Linked DNA regions of Homo sapiens: region 1 is linked to region 2. Evidence: read pairs that join two places in POLR2A ChIA-PET (ENCODE). Cell type or tissue: MCF 10A. All regions are shown on one strand. Links, peaks and the distances in the headings refer to the core of each region. The heading gives the core; the rest is flanking DNA.

Region 1 (15,801 bases), core at 1,133-6,132, 110 kb after region 2:
AGTGTAAACTTTAAGCCTCTAATCATATTTATATGCTATTTAACCCAGAAATCCAAAGTCTGATGGCAAATATGTTTATGTTACACTGAGTTTTGGATAAATAAGTTAAACAAACAGTTTTCTTTTTAAATGATAGGCCTTATAATTGGCATAATGTTGAGATGGCTGCAGTGCATGGACTCATCACTATAATAATATTTTCTCTTTAATACTTTTTTGGAACATTAAGTGACAACCAGAGAGTATAAAACTGGGTTACATAGCAGTAATAAAATCAGAGTGACACTTAATTTGTAGCAGCAGGATTGGAATTCTTGCTGTTGAGGTTGGTGGTAGCAAACTCAATTATGAGTGGCTTCTGCTTCATGCTTAGATGGTGTGTTGAAATATTTCCTCTTTAGAACTTTCTAACACTTCCTGTTTAAAATAGAAACAAACCCCTCTAATTTGAATTTAGCCAATTTATTGTTACAATTTGTTCATATGTTTCTACTTTTTAGACTGTGGCTTTCATGTAGAAAAATTGCATCTTATACCTCTTTTTATTAAACAGCGGTGTGCCTGCCACCTAGTTGAATTTTCAGGTTTGTTGAATAAGTAAAGTAAAATTATACCAGAAGTAAACTATTACATTTATCAACTTTACTCAGAAAACATATTGCTAAGTAAGATATACGAATCAATTCACTCACTTATTTAACAAACATGTATTAAATGACTACAGTTTGCTATGAGCTAGGAATACGGCAGTAAACAAATTTCACCTTGTCTCAAACTTCAGTGGATCCAAGAGTCTCTAGAAGTTTAATTCTTGCTCAATTAGTAATTCCTTTTCACTGAAGACTTGACAAGAAAGTTTGAGAAGGCAAGAGTGTGTGAACTCAGCAGATGTTTGTGATGCACCTACTGTGTGCCAGAAGCTGTAGTGTCACAGGATCTGTCTGTCTCCTAGGAAAGGTGAACACTAAAAACATTATTTTAATCAACAAAAAATGCCAAGTTTGCCAAATGATGGAGAGGGTAAGCACTGGGTCCCAAGAGTATGAAGGGCACTGAGCCTAGTGTGGGGTCCAGGTGTCTCTGGCATGGTGCTTTCCTAGGTCGTGGTTGTCCCTCCTTGCTCCTGCTGTCTTCTCCAGTTACATCTGCTTCTCTGCACTTCTTCATTTTACAGTGTGTGTGATGCAGTTATCTCTGAACAGGAACAGGCAACTGTACACCTGTTACGTTGTGCTTGATGCTCTGCATTGATGTACACTGGGTCCAGGTTTCCCTGGTGGACTGCTTGGGCCATTCTTGTCATCTGGCTCTGAAGACTTTATTCACAGAGGTGTACTTGCCAGATGGGGAAGCCAGAGATCTGGGGTCCTCTGTTGAGGCCACTCTCACCCTGTTTACCTTCCCTGACATACCAAACAGATGAAGCTCAGGTGAGCAGTGCACGTCAGGCCACAGTGTGGACCATGTACAATTCTTCATGCTCCAGCTTTAGCGCTCTTTCTTATTGCTGTCTTAGGACAGTATATTTAGTTGGAAGTAAATGAAAATAATGTTATTAGGGGATAAGATTAAAATCTATCCCATTTGTAAAAAAGGAAGTAGATTATTTGTGAACTGTAATACTTTATTGTTAGTGAGAAATCACCTTAAAACTTGGAAACTGGATACAAGATAATTACTTAATTCTGCAAATGTTTAGTAGCAAACTATATGCCAGGACTGTGCTAGGTACTAGGGATACATGGTTGAATATGTAGTATAAGATGCCTTGGAGTTTCATATAAATGGCTAATGCAGTATATAGACAGTGTGGTAAAAAGAGAATTCTGAGATGCACAGAGGACAGGCAATAAAGGGTCTTTGAATGGTGGATAAATGTGTTTGGATATTTCACTCATGGCGGTTGAAGTTTTTGAAGGTCAGTTGTCTCAGAGTTTTGGTGTTTTCAGGCCCTGCTAAGTATTTTGTTTCTAGTTGATCATTGGCCACCATTACTGATCATCAATTGGCTCTATCTGATCCAGCAACTCCACCACTGGGTATCTACAAAAAGGAAAAGTAATCAATGTATCAGAAAGATACCTGTACTTGTATGTTTGTTGCAACACTATTCACAGTAGAACTGATATAAATCAAACTAAATGTCCATCAACAGATGATTGGAGAAAGAAAATGTAGAAAATATACACAATGAAATACTATTCAGGCATAAAAAATAAAATCATAACTTCTGGAGACACATGGATGGAACTGGAGGCCATTATTGTAAGTGAAACAAGCCAGACACAGAGTAAACATGTAACCCATAAATTTATACACAAAAAGTCTTAGACCTCTCTCTCTTCTCCCATAAGCCTCAGAGCTCAGTGATCCCCTTGGATTTCCTCAGCCTGCTAAGTTTTGACTTTCCTACCTAAGGTGATTTTAGGCAGAGATAAGGCAGTGTTTCAGGAAGTGCTCTCAGGCACACTTCTGATGCAACATTAGAGGCTCTTCTGGTGGCCTTTATCTATTCACTGCTTTCAGCAAGGAATAAAACATCTGTGGCTAAAATTTTAAAAACAGTGTTTCCCACCTACCCTTCAGACCTGACAGAAGAGATTTTAGAATTTTAAGGGAACAGCTTTTTCCTGACCCAAAAGGGCAAAGTAGTGCAAAGGCCAATGTCACGTATGTACCTTTTCCACATCTGTAACATAACTCTCACATACTATTCCCATAGCTGGAATCAGTACAATGTTTTGACTGAGGTACTGGAAAAGCCTATGAGCTCATTATCATTTGAACATATGAATAATGTAAAATTTAGGCAGAATTTTATTTGAAAGGATTATTTGTGCATTTTTTAGTTAACTGATTTATATTTTGGTTATTTCAAACAATAAAAATCAGGTTGTTATGTTGTAAGCTACAAATATTTACAATAACACATGGTCTTGATTATCTCACATGAGGAATTGAAGATTAAAGCAAAATAATTTATCTTAGGGAACTTTGTGATAGTTTCTGTTTAACTTTGCCTCATAATGACTTCAAACTATTGTGCATATATGGAGAACTCCTGACTGAAGAGACTTTTTTTGACTACTGTGCTATGTTTATTATTGTAACTTTTTAAGATCTGGAGGAACATAAATTTAGTCTCAGTTGGTCCAGGAAATGTGGAATCAGCTTCTGTGTTATGTGCTGAGTATTGAAGCCACAGTGGAGACAAGGCTGCTGCCCTCACAGAGTCTAGGGGAGAAAACCTGATGGAGTATGGCAGAAAACACTCTGGGAGCATCCCAGGATGCCAAATCGCACACAGCTGGAATATGTGCCTTAGAACTGGGGAGGGTCAGACAAGGAGAGGCGTCAGGAAAAACAAGGAAAGATCTGCAGGAATAGAAACACACCTGAGAAATCCATGGGGAATGAATAGAGAATGGGTGAGCAGCAGCAGGTTGTCAAGATGGAAACCAAGAAGGAGCAGCCAAAGAGGTTGCTGGGGAACTAGGAGGAAGAAGGTGACAGTGAAGCCAAGGAAACAAAAGTGTTTCAACATTTCTGGAAAAAAAAAATCACATGCTCTGTCTTAACCTTGCTGTTTTATGAGTCATATAATCACACTCCAGGTTCTGAGGTGTCCAGCACTAAAGATGTTTCTTTTAGTTTACTTACCTCAGCATTGGCCAGAATAATCTGGGCTCAGTGTGAGTGTGTGCATTTGTGCGTGTGCGTGTGTGCGTGTGCGCCTGTGTGTTCCACTAACATCTCACTGGGGCTAGTGTTCTATACAACATAATTTTTTAAACACCGATTTTATCCATCCTGTGTTCAGCTGCAGCAATACTTAAAAAGGTCAACTTTGATCATGTGTCTTAGTTACTAAAGAAAACAAAATAATGAATAAAGCCCACCCTGCAGTGGCTCCTCACTGCCTGTACAATGGAGCCCACCTGGCTTGGCCTGGGTGCCCTGTGCTGACCTAGCCATACTGCTGTCTGCCTGCTCCTTTTCCTCCCCTTTCCTCCTGGAGAAGGTAGGGATGCTCTGAGGTTTGGCCAGCATGGAACATGTGTCCTCCTCCTAAAGTGGACCATGTTTTCCTGAGTCCACTTTAATCTCTTTTAAGGATATAGATCAAACAATTTATATTTTTCTGGACTCTCCTTTTCTCCCCTACCAATCTCCATACAGAGATCTGACCTTTCTTGAAGCTTTTGGTCAGGTCTCACTCTGTATGCAGTTTTCCTGCCACTTCTACAATGTACACACTTTACTCGTACATAAATTATGCTATAGCAGCCCAGGTTTTTCATTTATGTATCATTTTATATCATCTTTTTTTTTCTTAGAGCTTACTTCACTTATATATTCAATCTTTCCACAATATAATTGTATGTCATATAATTTTATATTTATTTTCATTGGTATTTATATATCTTTTCTGTAAAAATGGAGACTTTCTAAATAGATCTTCATTAATATTGAAAGAACAAAGTTTTAAGTCTTGGTCTCAGCCAAAAGGAGTTCCCTGCATATCCAGGAGGGAATGAAACACTTAAATTGTTGCATTAGATATTATTACAGAGAAAGAGAAACATGTGTAATGGAAAATTGCTAACTTTGCCTCAGGGAGATCAGGTTGATTCACTGAGAAAGTTTGAATTGGTTTAGAAAGCATGGTTCCAAGTTTTCTAGGAGAAGGAGAAAAGTTAGGGTAGGGTGTAAGAAGTAATGCCCACATCAAAAAGTTAGAAAGATCTCATATTAACAACCTAACATCACAACTGAAAGAATTAGAAAAGCAAGAAGAAATCAACCACAAAGTTTGCAGAAGACAAGAAATAACTAAAATAAGAGCTGAATTGAAAGAAATTGAGACATAAAAAACTGTTCAAATGATCACTTAATCAAAGTTTTTTGAAAAAATTAATAAGATAGTCACTAGACTAATAAAGAAGAAAAGAGAGAAGACTCAAGTAAACACAATTATAAATGATGAAGGTAATGTTACCACTGACCCCACAGAAATAAAAATAACAATCAACAACTACTCTATGAACAACTCTACTATGAACAACTACTACGAACAACTCTACACAAACTAGAAGCCCTAGAAGAGACAAATAAATTCCTGGACACATACACCCTCTCAAGACTGAACCAGGAAGAAACTCAGTCTCTGAACAAACCAATAATGAGCTCCAAAAATTGAATCAGTAATAAACAGCCTAACAACCAAGAAAAAAAAAGCCCAGAACCTGAGAGATTAACAGTAAGGTTTTAACAGATGTACAAAGAAAAGCTAGTACCATTCCTACTAAAACTATTTCAAGTAATAGTGGAGGAGGGACTTCTTCCCAACTTGTTCTACGAGGCCAGCATCATCCTGATAACAAAGCCTGGCAGTGACACAACAAAAAAGGAAAGCTTCAGGCCGGTATCCTTGATGAACATCCATTCAATAATCCACAACAAAATCCTTGCAAACCGAATCCAGCAGCACATCAAAAGGGTAATTCACCACCACAGTAACATAGGCTTCTCCCCTGGAATGGAAGGTTGGTCCATCATGGGCAAATCAATAAAATGTGATTCATAACATAAATAAAACTAAAGACAAGAACCACATGATTGTCTCAATCGATGCTGAAAAGGCTTTCAGTAGAATTCAACATGTTTCATGTTAAAAACTCTCAATAAATGAGGTATTGAAGGAACATACCTCAAAATAATAAAGGCCACCTATGACAAACTCACAGCCAACATTATACTAAATGGGCAAAATCTGGAAGCATTCTCCTGGAAACCCACACAAGACAAGGATGCCCTCTCTCACCACTCCTATTCAACGTAGTATTAGAAATCTTTGCTGGAGCAATCAGACAAGAGAAAGAAATAAAGGGTATTAAAAAAAAAAAGAAATATAGGGTATTTAAATAGAAAGAGATGTCCAACTACCTCTGTTTGCAGACAACATAATTCTCTATCTAAACCCTATACTTGTGACCCAAAATGTTCCTTAAGCTGATAAACAACTTCCACATGGTTTCAGTATACAAAATCAACGTACAAAATTTGCCAGCATTCCTATATACCAAGAAGAGCCAAACTGAGAGACAAATCAGAAAGGCAATTTTATTCACAATTTCCACAAAAAGAATAAAATACCTAGGAATACAGCTAACCAGGGAGGTGAAAGATCTCTACAATGAAAATTACAGAGCTAGACTCCGTCTCAAAAAAAAAAAAAAAAAAAAATTACAAAACACTACTCAAAGAAGTCAGATAAGACGCAAACAAATGAAAAATTATTCCATGTTAATGGACAGAAAGAACTAATATCATTTAAATGGCCATGCTGCTCAAAGCTATTCCTATTAAAGTACAAATGACATGCTTCACGAAACTAGAAAATCTATTTAAAAATTTATATGGAACCAAGAAAGAATCTAAGTAGCCAAGGCAATCCTAAGCAAAAAGAACAAAGCTTGAGGCATCACATTACCTGACTTCAAACCATGCTATAGCACTACTGTAACTAAAACAGCATGGTACTGGTACAAAAACAGACACACACACCAATGGAACAGAGTAGAGATCCCAGAAATAAGACCACACACCTCCAACTATATAATGTTTGACAAAGCTGGCAAAAACAAGCAATAAGGAAAAGTCTCCCTATTCAATAAATGGTGCTAAATGGTGCTAAATGGTGCTAGGATAACTGCCTAGCCATATGCAGAAGATTGAAGCTGGACTTCTTCCTTACACTATATACAAAAATCAACTCAAGATGGATTAAATACTTAAATGTAAAACCCAGAACTATAAAAGTCCTGGAAGATAACCTAGGCAATACCATCCTGGACATAAAAATAGGCAAAGATTTCATGATAAAGTTGCCAAAAACAATTACAACAAATGCAAATATTGACAAGTGGGATCTGATTAAACTTAATAGCTTCTGCTCAGCAAAAGAAATTATCGATAGAGTGAAGAGAAAACCTACAGAATAAGAAAACATATTTACAAACTATGTATCTGAGTCTAATATTCAACATAGGGAACTTAAATAAATTTACAAGAGAATAACAACCCTAATAAAAAGTGGCCAAAGAATTGTCTATTCATGTCCTTCGCCTACTTTTTTTTGGGATTGTTTGTTTTTTTCTTGCTAATTTGTTTGAGCTTGTTGTAGATTCTGGATATTAGTCCTTTGTCAGATATACAGATTGTGAAGATTTTCTCCCATTCTATGGATTGTCTGTTTACTCTCCTGACTGTTCCTTTTGTTGTGAAAAAGCCTTTAGTTTAATTAAATCCCATCTATTTATCTTTGTTTTTCTTGCATTTGCTTTTGGGTTCTTGGTCATGAAATCCTTGCCTAAGCCAATGTCTAGAAGGTTTTTTTCGATGTCATCTTCTAGAATTTTTATAGTTTCAGGTCTTAGATTTAAGTTCTTGATCTGTCTCATGTTGATTTTTGTACAAGATGAGATATGATGATCTAGTTTCAATCTCCTACATGTGGCTTGCCAATTATCCCAGCACGATTTGTTGAGTAGGGTGTACTTTCCCCACTTTGTTTTTGTTTGCTTTGTGAAAGATCAGATGGCTGTAAATATTTGGATTAATTTCTGGGTTCTCTATTATGTTCCATTTGTCTATGTGCCTATTTTTATACAAGAACCATGCTGTTTTTGTGATTATGGTCTTATGATATAGTTTGAAATCAGGTAATGTGATGCCTTCTGATTTGTTCTTTTTGCTTAGTATTGCTTTGGCTATGCAGGCTCTTTTTTGGTTCCATATGAATTTTAGAATTGTTGTTTGTAGTTATGTGAAGAATGATAGTGGTATTTTGATGGCAATTGCATTGAATTTGTAGATTGCTTTTGGCAGTATGGTCATACACAATTCTTAGAAGATATACAAATAGCCAAAAAACATATGAAAAAAATGCTCAACATCACTAATAATCAGGGAAATGCAAATTACAACCATGATGCGATACCACCTTACTCCCACAAGAATGGTCATAATCAAAAAATAAAAACATAATAGATGTTGGTGTGAATGTGGTGAAAAGGGAACACTTCTACACTGCTGGTGGGAACGTAAAGTAGAACAATCACTATGGAAAACAGTGTGGAGATTCCTTAAAGAACTAAAAGTAGAAGTACCATTTGATCCCTCAATCCCACTACTGGCTGTGTACCCAGAGGAAAAAAGAAGTTATTATGCAAAAAAGATACCTGCACACACGTATTTATAGCAGCACAATTTGCAGTTGCAAAGATGTAGAACCAATCCAAATGCCCATCAGTCAATGAGTGGATAAAGAAACTGTGGTATATATGTAGGATGGAATACTATTCAGCCATAAAAAGAAATGAATTAATAGCAATTGCAGCAACCTGGATGGGATTGAAGACTATTAATTTAAGTGAAGTAACTCAGGAATGGAAAACCAAACATCATATATTCTCACTTAGGGAGCTAAGCTATAAGGATGCAAAGGCATAAGAATAACACAGTGGACTTTGGGGACTCACGGGGAAAGGGGTAAAGGGGGCGAGGGATAAAAGGCTACAAATTGGGTTCAGTGTATACTGATGAGGTGATGGATGTACCAAAATTTTACAAATCACCGATAAAGAACTTACTAATGTTACCAAATACCACCTGTTGCCCCAAAACCTATGGAAATAAAAAATAATTTAAAAAGTTGGCAAAAGACATGAACACTTTTCAAAAGAATATATACATGTGACCAACAACCATAGAATACAAAGCTCAATATCACTGATCATTAGAGAAATGCAAATCAAAGGCACAGTGAGACACCATCTTGCACCAGTCAGAATGTCTACTATTAAAAAGTCAAAAAATAACAGATGCTGGCAAGGTTGTGGAGAAAGACAACACATACACTGTTGGTTGGAGAGTACACTGGTTCCACCATTGTGGAAAGCAGTATGGTAATTCCTCGAAAGAGCTAAAAGCAGAACCATCACTTGACCCAGCAATCTCATTACTGGGCATATACCCAGATGTATATAAATTGTTCTATCATAAAGACACAAGCACATACATGTTTATTGCAGCACTATTACAGTGGTAAAGACATGGAATCAACCTAAATGCCCATTGATGACAGACTGAATAAAGATAATGTGAGACATTATGGAGGAAAAGTTAAACATTAAATTTGAACTCAATTGAACATGGACACAACCAATGGTCACGTTGTGCACATGTACCCTAAAACTTAAAGTATAATAATAATAAAATAAATTTTTAAAAAATGGTCACTAAGACCTGGAACGAGTTGTGTGAGCCCCTTGAGGCATTCATTCAGCACTGTTTCAGAGAAATAGTTATTGAAAAACAACAGACAATTGCAAAAACAATTGCACCACCACGCTGGGCTAATTTTTGTATTTTTAATAGAGATGGGGTTTTACCATGTTGGCCAGGCTGGTCTCGAACCCCTGACCTCAAGTGATGCACCAGCCTTGGCCTCCCAAAGTGTTGGAAATACAGGCTTGTGAAGATATGCTTTTGATGACCATTTTGAATTCCTTGAGCCCAGTCAAGAAGGGCCCTCATGACTGGGCCTCATGTCGAACAACTTGTTACAAAAAGAGCTAGTTTCCCAGACCGTGCTGAAGTTTCATGGGACCTCTGTTCATCTGTGCACAGACTAGTGGCCAACTCTGGAGCCCAGGTAGTTGCTTCCCCATCTGGTGATGAATCCTTCATCATCTGGTGACTATATATATATACACATGTATTTTATATATATATATATATATATATATATATATATATACACACACACACACACACACGCATCATACATACACACACAAACATATATGTATATTTATTATATACATGTCTTTTCCCTTCTCCCCTTCCCATTGCAATTTGTTTATTATATCATTGGTTTATTAGATGATTTGCTTATTATATCTGTATTGCCATATACTCGGGATAAAGTCTGTTTACCCTTAAAAGTATTGTGTGTTTCTTTTCTTCTCTCCTCACACATTTCCCACACAGAACACACATATGCACCATGGAATACTATGCAACTATGTGTTCTCACTTATAAGAGGGAGCGAAATAATGAGAACTTATGCACACAAAGAAGGAAACAACAGACATTGGGGTCTACTTGATGGGGGAGGGTGGGAGGAGGGAGAGCAACAGAAAAGATAACTATGCGGTACCAGGCTTAATACCTGGTTTATAAAATAATCTGTATAACAAGCCCCTGTGATACGAGTTTATCTATGTAACAAACCTTCACATGTACCCCTGAACCTAAAATAAAAAAAATTTAAAATCCTTTATGAAAGCTATAAGATCTGCTCCTGTGTGTTTTTATGTCTATATGTGTTACGTGTATGTGATATTTTGTAAATAAAGCTAGTTCTTAAATCGTTAGTAAAATAGAAATAGCTTTACAATTATCAGTTAAATATAATTAGATACTTGCTTGATTTAACTGTGAGCCTATGTCTTTTGTTGAGAGTTTCTGGATTCAGGGGGTCTTGATAGGTGTCCACGATGAAGTCTGGAGACATGTTCTCAGTGTCTAGACCAGCAGTTACAAGCCAGAATCAAGCCCAATTGGCCCCTTCTTTCTATGCTTTTCCTATTTTGCTTCCTGCCTATTTTAGGAAGGATTGGTTCCTCCAGGTATAGCCTTCACAGCACTGTCTTTAGTCCTAATGGACTCAGGCAGGCCGTGATCTTCATAGTTTTCCTGGGTGCCATGTGGCTACTTGGGACCTAGAATTACTGAGGGAAGACATTAGGGATGCTACCTGTGTCACAGTTCCAAAATTCTGTTCAGTAATTTAAAACCTTAACTTCATGTTAAATTAAGTAATAGATAATTATAAAATGTCTTGAGTCATTTGTAAGCTAAAATAATGAAATATTCACCATTAAAAATTAGTTCTATATACCATGACATATTACTTGTATATGGTATAGAAAACTTAAATATCTTTAGTTCTGTTAATAAACAATAATTTGAAGAACTATATTTCTTCAAAATTATAAAATGGTTTTTATCTAAAAATACTGTTGTAAGACAATAGAAAATCACTTTTTAGGATTTTCACTGAAAATTGGGGTTACTAAGACTTAATTACTAGATATGAGAGAAACAATTCTGTATACAGAGTGTATAAAAAAGCAAGATATCCTTCTTTTTTTATTATTTATTTTTAGACCGAGTCCTGTTCTGTTGCCCAGGCTGGCATGCAGTGGCATGATCTCAGCTCACTGCAACCTCCACCTCCCGAGTTCAAGTGATTCACCTGCCTCAGCCTCCCAAGTAGCTGGGATTACAGGTCCTCACCACCATGCCGGGCTAATTTTTGTATTTTTAGTAGAGACGGGGTTTCACTATGTTGGCCAGGCTGGCCTCGAACCCCTGACCTCAAGTGATGCACCCGCCTTGGCCTCCCAAAGTGCTGGGATTACAGGCTTGTGAAGATATACTTTTGATGAGAAAACTTATAAAGGCGTAAACATATGTTTTAATTTTTTTTTGTTTGAAGTTACTTAAAGGTTTCAAATTGTACAAGTAAAAAATAGATAAAACTAGGTAAATATAGAAAGCTGGGGGAAATGCAAAGCATAGGTTCACAAAGATCTGGGATTAAAAGATGACACATTTGATAAATTTATTCATAAAATTTTATTAAATTAACTTCAGAGGCTGGGTGTGGTGGCTCACGCCTGTAAATAATAAAATTTTCTTGTCAATTGTGTCTATGACAATTTAAAAACATTTCCACTGTAAATTGCTTAATTCTGAGGCAGTTTCTGAAAACTGTACAAGCTTGCAAAATTATAGAATACTGTATCTTTAAGGAGTTTCATGAAAGGAGGGAAAAGGTCCTGAGAAGAATTCTAGAATACAGATTTTTGAGAACTTTAGAATCATATCATTTGAACGAGTAAGAATTCCCAGAACTTTAATGAAGAGACTGACTGGTTTATAAACTGCTAACCCAAACAGAGTAAAAATCAACTGAATACCAAGAAATTACTTTGTCAGATTTTCATGACAAATAAGCCAGTACTTAAATTGTCTAGATAAAGTATTTGAATGAACTCCATAGTCCAAGTCAAATTATCGGTGATAATCCCTGATTAGTGTCAGTGCTATGCACCTAAGTTGAAGAAACAGTCCAATGTTAAACGTGGAGAACCAGGATGTCTTCCATGTCCTTCCTGAGTTCTGAATGCTTTTCTGATTAAAAGTTCTGCATTCTGATTCTTGGGTGTGAGGGTAAAGCAAGATGGCAGAAAGAAGGCTCCACTGATCTTCCATCCTGCAAGGACACCAGATGAACAACTATTAATATCTACATAGAAAATACTTTCATAAGAACCAAAAATCAGGTGAGTACTCAAAATACCTGGTTTTAACTTCATATCACTGAAAGAGGCACTGAGAAGAGAGAAAAAACAGTCCTGAATCACCGGTTCCACCATTTCCTCACCCCCAGCAGTGATAGAGTGGTGCAGAGATCAACTCTGGGCTCTGCAGGAGGGAGAACACAGCAATTGTGAGGCATCGAACCCTGTGCTGTCCTGTTAGAGCAGAAAGGAAAACCAGACCGAATGCAGTCAATGCCCATCCACAGAGGGATCATTTAAACCAGCCCTAGCCAGAGGGGAATCAGATTCCAGTGGTTGGAACTTGAGCGTTTGGAAACCTGGCAACTGAGGGCTCCAGCGCTCTGTGTATCTAAGAAAATTTGAAAGGCAGCATAGGCCATCAGGACTGCAAATCTTAGGTGAGGCCTAGGGCTGATCTGGGCCCAGGAACAGTAAACTGGGGTAGGGAGGGCATGCAACATACTGAGACAGCAGCTGGGGCAGCCAAAGGAGTTCTGGCACTATCACTCCCCTAATACCAGTCTGCACAGCTCATGGCTCCAAAAGGGACACCATCCTTCTGCTTGAGGAGAGGAGGAAAAGATTAGGGAGGACTTTGTTTTCCATCCTGGCTACCAGCTCAGCCACAGCAAGATAGCTCACTGGTCAGAGTCCTGAGGCCTCCTTTCCAGGCTCTGGCTCCTGGACATTCCTAGACACACCCAGGCCAGAAGGAAACCTGCTGCCTTAAAGGAAAGAACCCAGTGCTGGCAGCATTTATCACCTGCAAACTTAACAACTTTTGGGCCCTGAATAACAAGCAGCCATACCCAGGTACTATATCAAGAGCCTTGGGTGAGCCTCATAGACTTACTAGATTTAGGTGAGACTCAGCTCATTACAAGCTGTGGTGGCTAAAGGGCAAAACTCCCTTTGCTTGGGAAAAGCAGAGGGAAAAGTAAAGGGGACTTCGTCTTGCCACTTAAGTACCAGCAAGGCCAGAGGAGCGTAGAGCACCAAGAAAGCTTTTGGAATCCCTGATTCTAGGACTTGATTCTTGGTTGGCATGTATGAACCTGCCCAGGGCCAGTGGGGAGCCCACTGGCCTGAAAATGGCAAGTCCCAGGCCAGGCAACATTCATCACAACCTGAAAAGAGGCTTTGGGCCTTAAAGGAACATTGGTGGTAGCCTGGCAGTATTCCTTGTGTCCTGGGTTGCTGGTAGTTACTCTGCCTTTGGAAAAGGAAAGGAGGAATAGGAAGGACTGTGTCTTGTGATTTCAATGCTAGCTCCGCTGGAATGCAATAGAATGTCAGGTGCCCTGAAGGAAAGAACCCAGATGTAGCTGGCTTTGCCACCTGCTAATTGTAGAGACCAAAGGCCTTGAGTGAACATAGGTAGTCATCAGAAAGTGCATGCGGCAGAACTTGAGCAAGACCCAGTGCTGTGCTAGCTTTAGATCTGATCCAGGGCAGTCATAGTGGTGGTGGCCAGGGGTGTTTGTGTCATTCTACTCCCAATTTTAGGTGGCTTAGAATATAGAGAAAGACTACTGTATCTTTGAGGGAAAATAAGGTTAGAGAACAAGGGTCTCTGGCTAGTAATCCAGAAAATTCTCCTGGATCTTGTCCAAGACTGTCAAGGTGGTACTTCTATAAGTCTGCAAGAATTACAGAATTATTGGGTATAAGGTGCCTCCCAAAGCAGGTATGGCTTAGATCACAACACAAGCCTTTTCAAATATGTGGAAATCCTTCCCAAGAAAGATGGCTATGAATAAGCCCAGACAATGAATACTACAATAAATACTCACCTTTTAAAAAAAAAAAATTCTTTTTTTTAACCTCTTATATGATGCTGCATGCCAAAATTTTAATGTCCAGACACTGAAGAACATCTACTAACAACACCATCCAAGAAAATATGACCTCACCAAGTGAACTAAACAAGGCACCAGGGACAAATCCTGGAGAAAAAGAGATATGTAATCTTTCAGACAGAATTCAAAATAGCTGTATTAAAAAAAAAAAAAACTCAGAAATTTAAGATAACAAAGTAAAGAAATTCCAAATTTTATCAGCTAAACTCAACAAAGAGATTGAAATAGTTACAACAAATTAAGCAAAAATTCAGGAGCTGAAAAATGCAATTGGCATGCTGAATAATGCATTAGAGCCATTTAATAGCAGAATGGATCAAGCAGAAGAAATAGTGAACTTGAAGACAGGCTTGAGACAAAAGAAAAAGAATAAAAACAACAAATAATGCCTACAGGATCTAGAAAATAGCCTCACAAAGACAGGTCTAAGAGTTATTGGTTTTAAAGAAGATGTAGAGAAAGAGACAGGGGTAGAAAAATTTATTTAAAGGGATAATAACAGAAAACTTTCCAAACCTAGAGAAAGATATCCAAATCCAACTAAAAAATGTTATAGAACATTAAGCAGATTTAACCCAAAAAAGACTACTTCAAAGCATTCAATAACCAATCTTCAAAAAGTCAAAGAAAAGAAAAGTTCTACAAAAGTAAAAGAAAAGAAGCAAATAACATACAGGGGAGCTCCAACACATCTGGCAGCAGACTTTACATTGGAAACCCTATCGGCCAGGAGAAAGAAGCAATAAATATTTAAAGCACTAAAGGAAAAGAACCTTTACCTTAGGATAGCATATACAGTGAAAATGTTCTTCAAATAAAAAGAATACTGACTTTTCCAGACAAACAAAAGCTGAAGGATTTCAATACCACACCTGTCCTACAAGGAATGCTAAAGGGAGTACTTCAGTCAGGAAGGACATTAATGAGCAATAAATAATCAACTGAAGGTAAAAAAATCGTCATCGATAATAGTAACTATACAAAACAAAACAGAATATTATAACACTATAGCTGTGGTGTGTAAACTCATTCTATGTAGGAAGACTAAATAATAAACCAATCAAGAGTAATAACTACAAGAACGTTTCAAGACATAGTACAAAAAAATATAAATAGAAACAACAAAAAGTTAAAAAGTGAAGGGATGAGCACACCCGTCCTGAGCGGGCCTGATGTTGTGGAAGCTCGGGAGCCGGGTGAAGGCCTGGAGCATCGCCAGAAGGGAGATCGCCCGTAGACCCCTAAGCCTGGGCAGGGGACGGAGGCCTCTGGCGCCCCAGAGCAACAGCAGGGCGGCACCATGGCGGTCCTGCGCGTGGCCCGGCAGCCGGCGACGGAGGGAGGCTCTGGGAGGCAGGAGGAAGGCACAGAGTGGTGGCCAGCAGTGCTCGGGGGAATAGAGGGAGAGAGCAGCTCGGCCGGCTCGGGGATCCCGGATCCAAGCCCCGCAGCCCCGGGGTGGCGATGATGCCTGGAGTCCGGCGGGCGTGGCAGTGCCGGGCTCTTGCGGCATCCAGGCGCC
Region 2 (15,801 bases), core at 5,228-10,227:
GATAGGTCTTCTCCCCTGCTTGAGTATCAGCCACAGATCTTGGCTCTGTACTCCTGAGTTGTGCACTGCAGCCCTGGGGGCAGTGGGACATCTTGGGGTTCAGCTTCCAGTTCCAACTCTCCTGGGGGATCTTATATGCTCCTGGGTCACCCAAAAACATTCAGGTGCAGCAACATACTCAGGTTGGGCTGTGGGGGCTGCACTGTGCACCCACTCCTGCACCTCTCCTGCAGGATGACTAGGCATGGACCCTGGGAGGGACCAGCAGGCATGAAGCCTTGTAGAGCAGATGTGCCTCAGTCTCATAGGGAAGCTAGCCCCACTGTCTCCTGGCTTGGAGATCAGCTGGGGCTCTGCCTTCTGGAGGAGAATGGGGATCTCTGAGGAATTGGCATCTATGGCCGTTGTCTGCTGGACTTGCCTGGCTCACAAAAGCTCCCAGGTCCCTTGCTGTCCAAAGGCCTGTCTCTGCCTGTTCCCCAGGGAAATCCACTGCCAGCTCACACATCCATGGGGGATACAAGGTCCCCTGTAGCTAGGATCTTACAGGTCTGTTGCAAGCGTAATGCACCCGTCAGTTCCCTCACTCACCCCTTTCCCAGGAGCCATTTGGGGCCAGGAACTAACCCTGGCATGTGGACACCCCACACAGGGTTCTCACCTTCCTCCCTCTTCAACCTGGTCTTCAGCATTGCCTCTCCATCCACTCTTACTTTTTTTATCTCCAAAGATCTGCCCAAATTATGATGGTTTACTCAATAATTTGGTCTCTCTTGTTGGGAGTGGTGCTTCTTGACTGCATCTAGTTGGCCATCCTGTGCCCTATCCCCTGATGTGAATGATGTTTTTTTCCTGTAATACAAATTGGTAATAACAGAACATTTTAAGGGAGCACTGCTAAAGTTTCAGGAAAATCTTTGCAACAGTGGGCAAATGAAGGACATATGGTGACTCTGGTAGAGATAACTCCAGGGCCAGCCAGTGAACAAGGAAGCCATTACAAACAAGGCAATGGGTGCCAATTATGCTGACAAACACTGCTGACATAGGGGAGTTGGAAAACAAAGTTTTGCTCCTGAGAAACATACACATTACAGCATAACACTCTTATTACAGCATTAAAGAAGGTTGAGGAGCAGTATACTTAAAACCAATGTGCCAAAAAAGAATGTTCCAGACTCTTTGGGATGCATCTCATTTTGATTCCTCTAAAGTAGTGCACATGGATTTTTTTTTCTGTGCATTGCTTGAAAGTAAAGGCGACAGTCGCACGAAGTGAAGCATAAGTTGTCTGTTTAGTTCTTTCATGTATTCTGAACATATATATCAGTTTCTGGCACACAGTAGGCTCTCAATAAGTATTTGCTGAATGAATGAATGAATCAATAGATCACTGCATGTGAGCAGTCTTCAGTAATCACGCACTTAGCAGTGCATTTATTTAACACATAAATATAGCATCTACTTTTAGTACAAATGGAAAAGACTTCAGGAACAATTTGGTCTAAACTCCTCATTTTGTAAATGAAAATGAGGTCCTAAGAAAAGACACGGTTTAACCAAGGCTACATAGAAGCTGGAAATCTAGGCAAAAATAGAGAAAAGGATTATTGGCTACTAGTTCAGGTTTTGTCCTCCACTTCTTCCTTTTGTATCTATAATGTAACTAAGCAATATCTATAATTTGATCAAAGGAGACCTCTAGAAAAGAAGCAGCAATTGATTGTTGTATACATATTTAAAACTTAAGCCAATCTTGGGTTAAGCCATATTTAAAACTTAAGGACAATCTTGGGTTGTCCATTTTTCTTCTAAAGCTTAGGCTCAATGACTGCTACTGTCCTTTCTGTCTCTATGCTTCTTCATTTAAATGCCACATCAGTGTATGGGGATGGGCTTTGATTACACATGTATGTGCTTATCCTTTCCTCTTTGTAACAGAGTGGGTTGATGTAGATTGTCTTGATTTTTGAAACAAAATTGGGATTTACAGAAGGTAAAATGGATAATTTAAGATTACACTTGCACAGTACAAGACTTATTGCTAGAGACTGAAAGCTCACTTCTTTCTCTCAGAGGCAGCCAGATGCTGTTGAGCAGAGCTGTGGGCTGTACATATTCCTGTGTGCTATTTAGCATGTTTGTCTGATCTAATTTGTATGAAACTAGTGTGCAGAGTGAAAGGGGTGACTACTTCCCCAGAAGGTAGAATACTAATGAGTTTCTTTGTTATGTCACTTCATATACATTCAGGCTGATTTTCAAGTTTTATTAGATCATACAATTTTGGAGAATGTATCAAAAGGTAGTTAAGAAGGTGGGTTTTGGACTTAGACAAGCCGGGACTTGAACCATATCTCTAACATATCTTTAGCATACATGTGTAAAATGAAGAAAATAATATGAACAAGTAAATAATAATAAACAAGTATTTATTACTTTTAAATAAAGTAATATCCACCAAGTGCTTAGCATAATACCTCTTCCATATGCCATCTTTTTTTGAATTATTATTGTTCAAATTTTCTATTTTATAAGTGAGAAAAATTGGAAAATCAGGGAGCCACTTCATGCACATGACTAGAGACTCTAAGACTCGGAATTAGTTTTCTGGTTCCATAGATTTCAGCCCGTTGTTATCATTGTTTGAGGTTGCATCAACTCAAGGTGGGTGAAGAACAGGTGGAAGTGTATTGTCAGAGTCTTTCCTTTCCTTTTACTTCCATGCACCTGGTTCTTTAGGGAAAGAGAAAACCTTGCTGACTCTGGCCTTTCAGTATCACCCATCTCTCCTGCCCTGCCTATGCTGAGTTAAAGAGTTAAAGACTGTGAGTGGGACATTACTATGGACTCCTACAATTGAGGAATTAGTATGTGGCCAATTTCTCCATCATTCTATAATTGATAGAATAGAAAAATAGTACAGCATTGAATAAGAGGGGGAAAATGTTTTCCATAATGAATATATTTATGGGTTTATGAATTTGGCCACTTTAAGTGAAAGGGAGGCATAGTGTACAATTGAATGTCCCATGGCATTATTTATTCAAGATAAAACTAAAATTATTGTTACCAGCTTCTTTTCACATGAGGAAAACACAGACATAACGGAATTATGCTTATTGCTTACATAAGGAAAGATACTATAATAGCACCAGATCGATGAACATGTGAGGCATGTCATCAGACAGATTCATACAAGATAGTCCAGTATTTGTTTTACATGTTCAAAAAATACTTGTGAGCTGGGCACAGTGGTTCACGCCTGCAATCTCAACACTTTGAAAGGCTGAGGAGAGAGATACTTGAGGCCAGGAGCTTGAGACCAGCCTGGTCAACATAGTGAGACCCGATCTCTATAAGAAATAAAAATATTAGCCAGATGAGGCAGTGTGTGCCTGTAGTTCTAGCTACTCGGGAAGCTGAGGCAGGGAAAAAACTTCAGCCCAGGAGTTAAAGAATGCAGTGAACTATGATCATGCCACTGTACTCCAGCCCAGGAAATAGAATGAGATCTCATCTCTAAAACAAACAAACAAACAAAAAGAAAAATAACTTGTGGCAGCACTGGTATGGCCTAGAACCAAATTCTAATTCAGGCTATGCCATTAACCAACTATGAGCTTCAGCAAGTCAACAAACCTCCCCAGGCCTTCGTTTCCATATCTGTATAATTCGACCCCTGAACTACATGATTGTTAAAATCTCTTTCCATTCTAAAAGGTGTTTGGTCAACAGTGAACTAGATTCTACTGCAGTTTCTTCTATGTTCTTCAATTTAATTTCAATTTCACAAGCATTTTTGAGTACCATATTAGGTACTAAAGTTACAAAGATGAAAACAAATAAATTACTCATGGTTGTAGAGGAGACAGATATATAAACAAATAGCTATAATATATTGTGTAATAAGTATAATAAGAAAAGAACATATAAAGTATAGCACCATGATCAAATATGGATTGATTCAGGAGAAGAAGCAGACGGCCAGGAGGAAGTGATATTTAAGCTGGACTTAGAAGGATGAATAGGAGTTTACTATAAAAAAAAAAAAGGAAGAAAGGCAGAAGGAATAGGTCACACAAAAACGACAAAGGTATAAAATTGCCTGAAACATTCATAAAACAACAGGTAGCTCAATATTACAGGAGTTTAGCATTATAAGAGGGGCCAGTATGCATGTCAGGAGATGAGTTGTGACAGGTTAGCCAGAATAAAATGGTGAAGAGCCTTGTAACACAGACTTCAAAGGATAGTTTTTGTTTTTTTTTTTTTTTTTTTTTTGAGACTGAGTCGCCCAGGCTGGAGTGCAGTGGCAGGATCTCGGCTCACTGCAAGCTCCACCTCCCGGGTTCACGCCATTCTCCTGCCTCAGCCTCCTGAGTAGCTGGGACTACAGGCGCCCGCCACCATGCCTGGCTAATTTTTTTGTATTTTTAGTAGAGATGGGGTTTCACCTTGTTAGCCAGGATGGTCTCCATCTCATGACCTCGTGATCCTCCTGCCTTGGCCTCCCAAAGTGCTGGGATTACAGGCGTGAGCCACTGCGCCCGGCCAAGGATGGCTTTTATCTTGCAGTTTTTAGAGAATCCAATTTTAATGACTATTTTTATGCCTTTTAATACAAAATGTACTGTGTAGAAAATTTGATATGTCATATATTTTGCAAATGTAGCCTTTGTGATTATACATGTGTAAACGAGTATGCAGATATAGATTTAGTGTCTTGTTCAGCCTCAGATCCTGTTAAATATTTGTGTAGTAGCTGAAGGGACAGGAAACACATTTAGAAGATACTCTGGCCAGTAAGTTAGTTTATTGCCTTCTCCTAGGGCTCTATAACTGTCACTGACTTTGATTTTCTAGAAAGCTTTCTGGAAATTGTTAACAAAGATATTGGGAATGTTACATATATATATATAAAACATATACAATATATAATATATAGTATATACTATATATAGTGTATACTATATATATTATATCATATATACTATATATTATATACTATACATAATATATAATATATGCTATATATAATATATATATATACATATAATATATCCATGCTAATATATATTAGCATGGACAGGATTGTATTCGTCTCTAAGATGATCTTTGTTAGATTGGGGCATAAACATCTCAGTTAATCTGTTTCACTGGAAATGAGGAATGCAGCACAGCATCCCTAGGGGACTCAGCTTCAGGCCAGTCAGGGCACAAATAAAATGCCTTAAGTGCGTGTTTTCTTGGGATCAAAGTCTCCTAGCCCTTGGGCAAAAATAGCCAACACATCTGCTCCAGGAAGACATGAACCAGCAAGTTGGAGAAGCAGCATTTCATGCTTAGACTCAGGTCAGTGGATGAAGGTCATTTCTGAAACAAAACAATATTTTATGCCTATGGCTCAACTTCAAAAGACAAAGAAAAATTTTTGTTCGTTACATATATTACAACATCCTAAATGTTTTCTGTGCCAAAATAGAAGCAGAAAAGGAAAATGATTCATATATGTTTTAGTCAAAGCCTATCTTAAAAGTGCACACCTGGGCGCATAACAGATATTCACAAAATGATAGTTATGATGACCATGAAGATGTTTGTCACTGGTGTTTCTCATCCTTTTTTCCTTGCATTCCTCAGACTGCCACCATTGAGGCATCTCTAGCCTCCTTACTTTCTCTATAGGCAAAATTTGCCATCCTATCACCTTGTTTCCTTTAATCCAAGTGTATGCATCCCATTCATGGCTGCTGTAGTCCCTATGGGGTGCCCGAATAGGTAATATATGTCTAAACATGCATAGTATGCCATCAGCTGCAGGCCAGCTTTTGCTCAGGGTATTACAAAGAAATAATAATTGTGAGGATTTCAAACCCAGTGCCATGTCAGCAGGATGTGTTGTAATAGACTAGAGTCTTGCTACTGAAATTGTGCTCTGTGGACGGACACCAATAACATCACTTCTAAGTGCAATAAAATTCAGAACTTCAGCCCCATCCTAGAAGACTGAAGGTGATTCTTATGCACATAAAACTTTGGTAAGTCCTCCTTTAGATTTTAGGCATTAAGAGATCCTGGCCCAAAGTAGGCACTTGGTTTGTGTTTATTTTCTACCCTGACAGGTTTGGAGGATCTTCTGAGCTATTGAAACCCTACTACCCCTTCCAGCACCGATGGCACACTGCAGATAACCTTTCTGATTAGGTATTCTGATTAGGTAAAAGAAAAATTAAAAGGAACACTCAGAGAACCTCTGCTTGGATTCGTGACTGTAGTTTGTGGCATTCGGGAGACTAAAAGTTTTCTTAGGAAATCTTTCAAGTGAGTCTGACATTGCATCTGATTAATTTTTTTTTTTTTTTATTCCAGAGGATAACAGGCTGTTTATCTAGGACCTATAAACTACATTTTGTGCTCCTTCAGGCAGGTTTGCCATGACAAAAAAGTGTGAAATAGCATTTTGTGTTCAGGAAACTAATATGATTCAGTGACCTTGGTGGAGAGTAGAGAATCAAGGCTGAGAAAAACATCAGGAACAGGACCATGGTAGGGTGAATATACTACATAAGGTGTTTTTTGGGAGGATCCTGGGTGGAGGGGCCAGGGGGTGGTCAGATCATGTGACTTTTAGGAAAATATTTTGATACCACAGAATGCCAGTTAGCAAAATATTCTCATAGTCAAGATAAAAGGTAGTTAATTACTTTTAAATTCTGGTAAGGGAAGAAAGATGGAGAGGAATAGATGTTTTAAGATATCATGGGAAGGTAGAGTTGAAAGATATTAGTGACAGATGTGGATGTAGTGGTTTTGGAAAAGGAAGAGTCAAGATGACTCCCAGGTTTCAGCATTGCTTAAAATGATTTTGCCATTTTCTAAAATAAGGCCTACAAGTGAATAAATTAGTTTTCGAGGAAAGGTAATTTCAACTTTGTCCATTTCTGGTGCAGCATTTCTAGGGTACATCCTTATAAAACAATTTAGTGATTGAATATATGTGTCTAGGTTCAATATAAGGGTGGGGCTGATTTTACGTATGTCCTGTAGATGTAATGGACTCAGTCAATCTTTAGTCTTTCTTCTAAATCACTGGACTACTTCTCTACCGAGGGGCCATTTCATTACCTCCTCCAATGTTCTGCTTGCTAAGAGCATGGCACATTGGGTTCTATTCCTTAGAAATGGAATAAATAACTCTTCTTTTTCTTAGGTGTTTGACTTTGGAATAGTGACTTTAATTTTGAGGTCCAAGGTCTTCATCCTTAAACTGTGTTATGAGGATCAAACATAAATTTGTTGGAGAGAGTATGTAGCACAGGGTCTGAAAATTATAGCTGCTCAATAAAAGCCAGTTTCCTGTCCCTCCTTTTTTTCTGTTAATAGAGGTGTTTTAAATACCTTGGCAGTAAATAATTCCCAATCTTCTGCCTAATTACTTTCAGAAAAGAATTGAGTGACTTCTCTTCCCCAAGCTCATAGTGTTACCTTACATTTCAAGGAACATCTGCTTCAAGGAGAAAAGGTTTGGATGGAATCACCGTGTACTGTGGAATAGTATTTCATTTTACACAATAGTAATAGAGACCTTGCTGATTTTAATTGTGCCACTGGCTGTGTGATCTCAAGCAACCTCTCTGGCCCTCCTTTTCTGTAAAAATGGCTACTAGTTGATTATAAGTTTTTTGTACATATGAAATAATACCAATAGAGTTATGTTTAATTCCTGAACTTCAAACCATTTTTCTGACTAGGCTCAGGAAGCTAGTGTGTCCCAGCATATCAATGGAATGTTTGCAATCACTAGAGCTAATTAGGAGTCAAGATATCTGGCAGAGCTTATTAGCCCAGGCTCCTTGTGGTGCTTTCGCCAGTGAAGCTTGATTGGCTTGAGCCTTGGATGATGAACAAAGCTACTTTGTTGTGTGTTTTTGGCATTTTCTATTGCCTGTTTCAAATCCTATACAACAAATTGGTGGATCTCAAAATCCAGCACCTGGACCAGCAGTATTAGCGCTACCAGGGATTTTTTTTTTTTTTTGAGAAATGAAGAAAACTCAGGCTCCAACTTAGAGCCACTGAGTCAAAAATTCTGTGGGTGGAGACCAGAACTCTAGTTCAAGAAGCCTCTAGGCGATTCTAATGAAGACTAAAGTTGAAGAACCATTGCTTGTTAGTCAAAACCACCAGCATCAGCGTCACCTGAAGCTCATTAGAAAATGTAGACTCTCAGGCTTACTCCAGACCTAATGAATTAAAATCTGTAGTTTAACAAGATACACAGGTGATTCATGTACACATTAAAGTATAAGAAAGACTGAGTGCAGTGGTTCACACCTGTAATCTCAGCGCTTTGAGAGGCCAACGTGGGAGGATTGTGTAAGCCCAAGAATTCAAGACCAGCTTGGGAAACATGGTGAGACCTCTATCTCTACAAATAATAAAAAATTTGGCCAAGCATGGTGGTGCACACCCATGGTCCCAGTTACTCAGGAGGCTAAGACAGGAGGATCAATTGAACTTGGGAGGCTAAGGCTGCAGTGAGCCATGATCATGCCACTGTACTCCATCCTGGGTGACAGAGTGGGATCCTGTCTCAGAGTTTAAGAAGCATGACTCTAGACAGAATTATCATTACATGTAGACAGATCCCTTGTCTAATTAGAGGGTCTCTACATGCTCAAGATTGTATTATATTTATTCCAAAATTATCCCTATATCTATCCATAGTTCCCACTTATGCCCTTTTTAAAAGTGAGCCTTAGAAAATTCAATAAGGTACCCTTAGAAAAAGATAGCTAGAATTTTGGCTTTAAGCAATAAATATCTGACCAATTATCAATCTTTATTAACAGAAATTTAGATCATTGTTTCATTCTCACTGCTATATATACTCAGTTGTATAGATATCTCGCCAACAACCCTCCCATACCATAAGTAAAACCTGTTGATTTAAAGCTGTTTTCCTAAGTAATTTGTCTAAAGATATTATGTTAATATTTTTCCAGGAACAGGACTGCATTTTAAATCATTGTAATATATACATATTCATACATGCTACTTTATATATGTTAGGAATAATTAATTTCCTTTTTTATTTTTTCCTTGCATCTTAAATTTGTTAAAAGAGCTCTCATGATAGTTATGTATTAATTAAAATTTCAAGACTGCCAAACAAATACATTTATTTCTTTGTATACATTGTTGCTTTATCATCTGCATTTGATAATTCTAGTTTTTCAAGTCTCTTTGGTTCGAATTCTTTCATTTTTGTTCTCGTTTGAACTTACAGAATCCAGTTTCTTGTGTTCCCTATTATCGTTGAATATATATTCAATATTGCATGTGAAAAATTGCAAGATTGATTTGTGATTATGTAGACAGCTTCCTCTAAAGGAGATATCATTTGGTTCTGTCAAGCACCAAAGCACATTACTAGTCAGTAACTTCTTAAACCAAGTTTAGGTTTTGAAATTCCCTGATCCAAGAAAGTTAAGCCTGGGATCAAATTCCCCATGTAATAACTGCCTCAATTTCTGTTCTCCTTAACCTTGATGGCACAACCTTTAGGGAATCCCAGCTTGGAGTAGAGATGCTCAAATCTAAATCTGCTAAAATATATTTTATGCTGGTTCTGAATTCTAAGTTACATTGCTCTCACCTCACAAAATGGACAAAACTAGGAGTCTAATTTTATATTATCAGCAAATGCTCTCAGGGCAAAAGTGGCTTCAGTGTTTGCCTCTCAGTCTGGGTCCTTGTTTTCTCTTCACTTTTGGCTTGGCTCTTCCTTACTGCCTTTCCATAATGCTTTTATGAAAGATTTAATTTTTTTTAATTAAAAATGTTTGTCTAGCTATATATTTCTGTGACGTGGCATGAGTGATCTGAATAGCTTCACTGACCGTTACAGAAACAGGTGGGCTCCCTCTCTGTTTTTAACTATGTCCAAAAATAATGGGATTCTGCTGATATTAGGAACTTCAGCATCTATATGAAATCTGCTTTTTTCATAAATGAGATATCTATTTTGAGAACCTCTTAACAAGAGGACCTGGCAGGTCATAGCTACCTCATATTTCAGGTATTTGCAGAGAAGGTGCATAAAGGAGGAGAGTTACTATGACCGAAGGAGAAAGATGCTCTAAAATGAGCTCACGGATTGGCTTCCATCTGGGTGTTCTGCTGCTGCTTTCAACTCAGTCTCCTCTCTCTAGCATTAATTGTCATCTGTTTTTTTTCCTCCAGTGTCCTTACTTTCTATTCTTCACTATACTATTGTGCCTCTTTGGCTTTCTTTCTTTCTCTCTACTCGGATTTCTTTCTTTCTGTGCCACTAAACTCATTGTTTTTCTTTGTGCTGCCTGCGTTGGCTTTCTGATGGTTACTTTCTGTGTCATTTACTTAGTTATTTTTCCTCTTCACCTGTGATATCTGGGCTATTTTTATACTAATCTAAATATTATTTCTTTCCTTTAGAAATACTTTTTTATGTGTATGTGGGCGGTGGGGAGGGGGGAGAGGAGGTAAGAGAAAAAGACTAAAAAGATGTCCCTCTACAAGAAAATAATTAATATCCCTTTCTATGAGCTGCTTCTACTTGCTTTTACTTCAAGATATCCCCATTTATATCAACTCACCCATAACAAGATCCATTAAAAGGTTTAGTTGACTTGCTAGCACATCATTAAACATCCATTTCAGTTATGTGTGTACTATCACTACATGTACATAATTATTGCTAGCTACAGTGCTAGCTAGCTGGATTTATTCTTCCTAACAAAACTTATTCTGTCTCCTATAATGTCAGTAGCAGCTACACACCCAATCCTCATAGCTGCCAACAGCAACCATTTCTGATTTCCAGACCCTCCCTTAGAAACGGCAACAACATAAAAATAGGATCCATTAAAAACATCTTGATTTAAAAGCATTTTGATTTTCTGGAACGAGTCTGTTCTTCTGATCATGAAAACAGATTATCCATGTCTCCTTATTTCAATACATAAACGCTTTCTTCTTCAGAATGACCCCCCACTTCACCAGCTGCATGAGGTTGTCAGTGAGTTAATTGACGATTCTAACTCTAAAGTTAAATTGTCTGATTAACTCCATGGAGCAATGTCAGAAATGTCAGAGGAAGGAGTCATAGCTATGGAAAGAATACAGCTCTGAAATTTAGAAACATGGCTTTTATTTTTGGCTGTTACTAACTAGTTGTAATCTGGACAAATTATTTAATCCTCTATGTCTGTTTCCTTTCTCATAGGATGAAATGGTTTGGTGAACTGTTAATCAAGTTACTCAACATACATGATAATGATAGAAAATTCTTATTTATATAATGTGAAACAAACTCTGCAAAATGCCATATATTCCTTATTTATTTCATTTATCATTTTAAGAACTCAGTAAAGTAAGCATACTTACTATCTACTAATCAGGAGATTAAAACTCAGATTATGCAGTTTTCAAAATGAAATATAGTTAATACATGTCAGGGCCAGGTTTCAAATCAAATTGTTCAACTTTTTGACTTTGCATTACACTTCTCTTCTATTCTTAGCATGATTACGGGCCACCTCCTTTTAGCTACCTGTTATTATTTAATAGTGTTCCCTAAAATGTCATCTAAAACTAAAATGATACATATAGCCAAATGCTAATTATATAGCAGTAGGAGAGGTATTCAGGAAATTGGTCAGTTTTCTTTTTCTTCCCAGTTCCTGTGAGTCATTGCTCTTTGTGTGAAATAAGATGCCCTCAGGTGAATAGCTAACATTGTTAGAAAAACATGGTCAACCATGAGCAATCATGACAATAAGGATTTTCCTGTCAAGCAGTACTTTTGAATTAGACACAAGACCATTGTTAAGCAGTGGGGAGTCCAGTTGCCTGGCTTCTTTACTTAAATGTGTAACTATGCATACTCACTGTTACCCACTGAAAGCCAATTAGTATTTGCAATCTGAAGAGTCATCTTTGGGGAGCAAATTTCTAACTGGATAACTGAACAAAATAACTCAGTATCATCTATAAATTTCATGATGCTTGTTTGACTAAGGAAGCTTTAATGAATAACTATAATGACAAATTATTTTTCTTACATATATATTAGGCTTTATAATCCAAGAACTTCTTAGAAAATGACACTTTAATGTTTTTTCTTATCAAGGAATATCTATTCTTTTGGCATCTGTGTGATAAATACAGAATGTTTCTCAGCTCATACGTTTTCTGGTAAAAGATCTGTGACCGTGACTGTCGGTGAGGGGAATGGGGAATTAGAAAAAGAAATAACACTTTAAGGGAGACGTGGACTGTGACTAAGGAATAGAAAGGCAAAGCCAAAAATGGATGAGGATTCATTACTAAAAATGTCAGCAGGATAGTCAATAAAAGCTGAGTGGTCTACAGTGTAGTCTTTAAGATCATATTTTAAGCCTAAAAACAAAGATTTTTATAAACTTTTATTGATCCATAGCTCAGTTGGGAGAAAAATGCACGGTTATATCTATAGTAAGACAAAACTAAACCAACTCACTGCAGACAGGAAATGATTTATCAGTTCGAAAAGGACCAACAAAACTAAGGCACATTCAACTTTGTACTTCTAAACTAAGCACTAATTAAAAACCACCAGCTGTTCCTTGAACAATATGTCCGGCTAATTCAGATGACCTTAAATGTTGTTGCCCAAATACATTAAAAGTTAATTTTTCCCTGCTTCTCAAAGTGTTCCTTATGTTCTGCCATATCCCAAAAAGAAGTTGGTGATTACTGGAGAGGGTATGGTCACTATTTTCTCTTAGTCTGATGAAGTTTGTCATACTTTATCCCCAGGGAAAGTAAAAAAAATCTGTTGATTCCTTACAATTCTCTAAAGGAGTAAATCTAAGCAACTGTGCAGAATTTGATAGAATTAGAAAGCAATGAGTTTCTCTCTCTCACTAACTCAAACTTATTAATATAATATTATACTGTAGTCAAAAACTTCTAGTAGATATGATTGTAAGAAGTCAAGATAGCAAAAGCATTTTATGCCATTTTGGAATTGATTTTTACCTATGTTTTGTATAGAAAGTTATTTTTCATGACATTGAGCCACTAATAGTTACTTCCATGAGCAGGAGTTCATAAATATTCAAAATGTGCTGGGAGTAATTTCCTGATTTTTGCTTTCTTTTAGAGCTCTTGCCTGTGCTGCCAAAAGTCATTAGTGACTAGGTTAGTGAATTGGGCAAGAGTAGATTCTCATCAGAGCTCCTGAGGGTCAGATATCATAGTCATTGTCTTTGTTGCAAAGCATTGACTGAAGAGTAAAAAGAAATAGATAAGCACAATTGGTCCTGTTCATTTCTTTCAGTGATCTCAGGAATCTTAAGAGCAGCTATAGAAACAAAGTTATAGGGTGAATTTTGATGACCATCATGTAAGGTCAAGAATCCCATGTTGTCATTCTAAAGAGCAGATGGTAACTCATTTATTTTATAAATATTTATTGAGTACCACTCTATCATGCATTTTTTTATGTTCTGGAGCTAAAGCATCAATCAAGACAGTCAAGGTCAAAATTCTCATGTAAGGCATAGAGAGAAAAAATAAAAATAAATAAGAAAAATACTAGACAACTGTAAGCACTATACACAAAATTAAAATAGGGTAATAGAGAGTGATTTGGAGGCCACTTGAGACGAGAATAAGAAAGACTTCTTGGAGGAGGTGACATTTCAGTGATACCCATATTAAACAGAAGAAGTTTCTAATCAAAGAGAACAGTTAGTAGACCTGTTCTATCTGTCAGAAACTAAGACTCTAAGGCAAACCCTACATAGTAGGTAATAGAAAGAAAAATATGATTGGAGCATGTGGTGGAAGGTAAGTCCTACAAGGTAGGCAGAGGCCAGGTCATGATATTCTTTTTAAGTGTGTATGGATTTAATTCTAAGACACTAGGAAGCTTTAAATAGGAGAGTTATGTTATCTGATTAACATTTAGCCAGATTACCTCAGCTCCTGAGTAAAGAAGGCATTTAGAGGTGGGGAGAGCTATTAGAATAATCCATGTGATAAAAGATGGTGGCCTGGACAAGAGTGGTAGAAATAAGAGACAGTAAAGTGGATGTAAAGTGAATTGATTTGGGATATATTTTGGAAGTGGAGCTGGTGAAACTTGCTAACAAAATGAATGTGGGTGTTTTGTGAATGAAAGGATTCAGGGACAGCTCAGGTTTTTGGTTTAATAAAAGTGGTGGATCTGTTTTCTAAGGGGAAGATAGAAGTAAGGCCAAATTTTGGAGAAAGAGGAGATTAACAGTTTTGTTTTGGCTTATATATTTAATGTAATTTAGTTTTGGGGGTAAATTCAATATGGCTGAGATGATGATTATAATAATTATTCTCTGTTTCATCTTGCTTTCTCTACAACTTCACAAATTCTCCAAGTTTGTTAACAATCCAATGATGGAGAAATTCACAAACATTAACAAAAATATTAAATACTTACTGAAAGAAATAAAATCATTCACCAAATGAGGGAGAAATTCACAAACATTAACAAAAATATTAAATACTTACTGAAAGAAATAAAATCATTCACCAAATTTGTTGTGTTCTTCATTCAATATTTACTATGTACTACTTGTTAATAGTAGTATATACTATGTGTACTATTTATAAAACTTGGAGTGAAACATAGCTGAATAGCCTAAAAGACTCATGTGTGTGTGTGTGTGTGTGTGTGTGCATGTGTGTTTGTGTGTGTGATAGACAGGATGGCTTCTGTGTAATATCAGGATGGGGTATCACATTGAATGATGTTGTGGGCCGAATAGTGTCTCCCCTTAATCCATTCTCATGCTGCTATAAAGGACTGCCTGAGATTGGGTAACTTACAAAGGAAAGAAGTTTAATTGACTCACAGTTCTGCAGTGCTATGGAGACCTCAGGAAACTTAGTCATGGTGGAAGGGGAAACAAATACGTCCTCCTTCACATAATGGCAGGAAGGAGAAGTGCAGAGTGAAAAGTGGGAAAAAGCCTCTTATGGAACTACAGTTCAAGATGAGATTTGGGTGGGGAAACAGCCAAACCATATTATCTCTCAAATTCATATGTTGAAGCCCTAACTCTCAGTACTAAGAATGTGACTGTATTTGGAGATGGGGCCTTTAAAGAGATAATTAAGGTAAAATTAGGGTGCACTGTGATCCAATGTGACTGTTGTCCTTAAAAGGAGGTTGGCTGTGGTGGCTCACGCCTGTATTCTGAGCTCTTTAGAAGGCTGAGGAAGGTGGATCGCTTAAGTCCAGAAGTTTGAGACCAACCCTGTCTCTACAAAAAATACACACACACACACACACACACACACACACACACACACACACACACACAGAAAATTAGCTGTGCATTGTGGCACATGCCTGTTATCGTAGCTACTAGGGAGCCTGAGGTGGGAGGATCACTTGAGCTCAGGTGGTCAAGGCTGCAGTGAGCTGTGATCATGCCACTGCACTCCTGCACTCCAGCCTGGGTGAGTAAGACACTGTCTCAAAAAAAAATTAAAAAAGGAGATTAAACAGACCCACAGAAGATCATATGAACACACAGATGAAAGGTGGTTGCCCACAGGTTGAAGGGTAAGGCCTTGGAATAAATCAACCCAGTTGACACCTTGGTCTCAGATTCGTACTCTCCAGAATGGTGAAAACGTTAATCTTTTGTTTAAGCCACCCAGTCTGTAGCATTTTCTTAAGGCAGCCCTAGCAAATGACTACAAACAGCTACTGAATCTCTTCTACAT

What was found. ChIA-PET counts read pairs that join two places held together with the same protein. Peaks named below come from ENCODE experiments on the same cell type or tissue, not always from the same donor. Only the 100,000 strongest peaks of a DNase experiment are listed, where the experiment ranks them.
Region 1: POLR2A ChIA-PET joins it to region 2 with 5 read pairs; 2 of 35 experiments call an interaction of 5 or more read pairs at or near these places.

What each region holds. Positions count from the first base shown.
Region 1 is chr12:38,163,525-38,179,325 of GRCh38, reverse strand. It overlaps LOC124902916 (a long non-coding RNA gene), which reads right to left and starts at 12,602. Exons shown (of 2, transcript XR_007063273.1): 1 at 12,438-12,602; 2 at 11,692-12,350. In MCF 10A, for the core only: no CTCF peak of the experiment used is centred there; a DNase peak (open chromatin) is centred at 3,575.
Region 2 is chr12:38,279,100-38,294,900 of GRCh38, reverse strand. No RefSeq gene overlaps it. Among named protein-coding and RNA genes, the nearest start is that of ALG10B, 30 kb to the left of the region's middle. In MCF 10A, for the core only: no CTCF peak of the experiment used is centred there; a DNase peak (open chromatin) is centred at 5,330.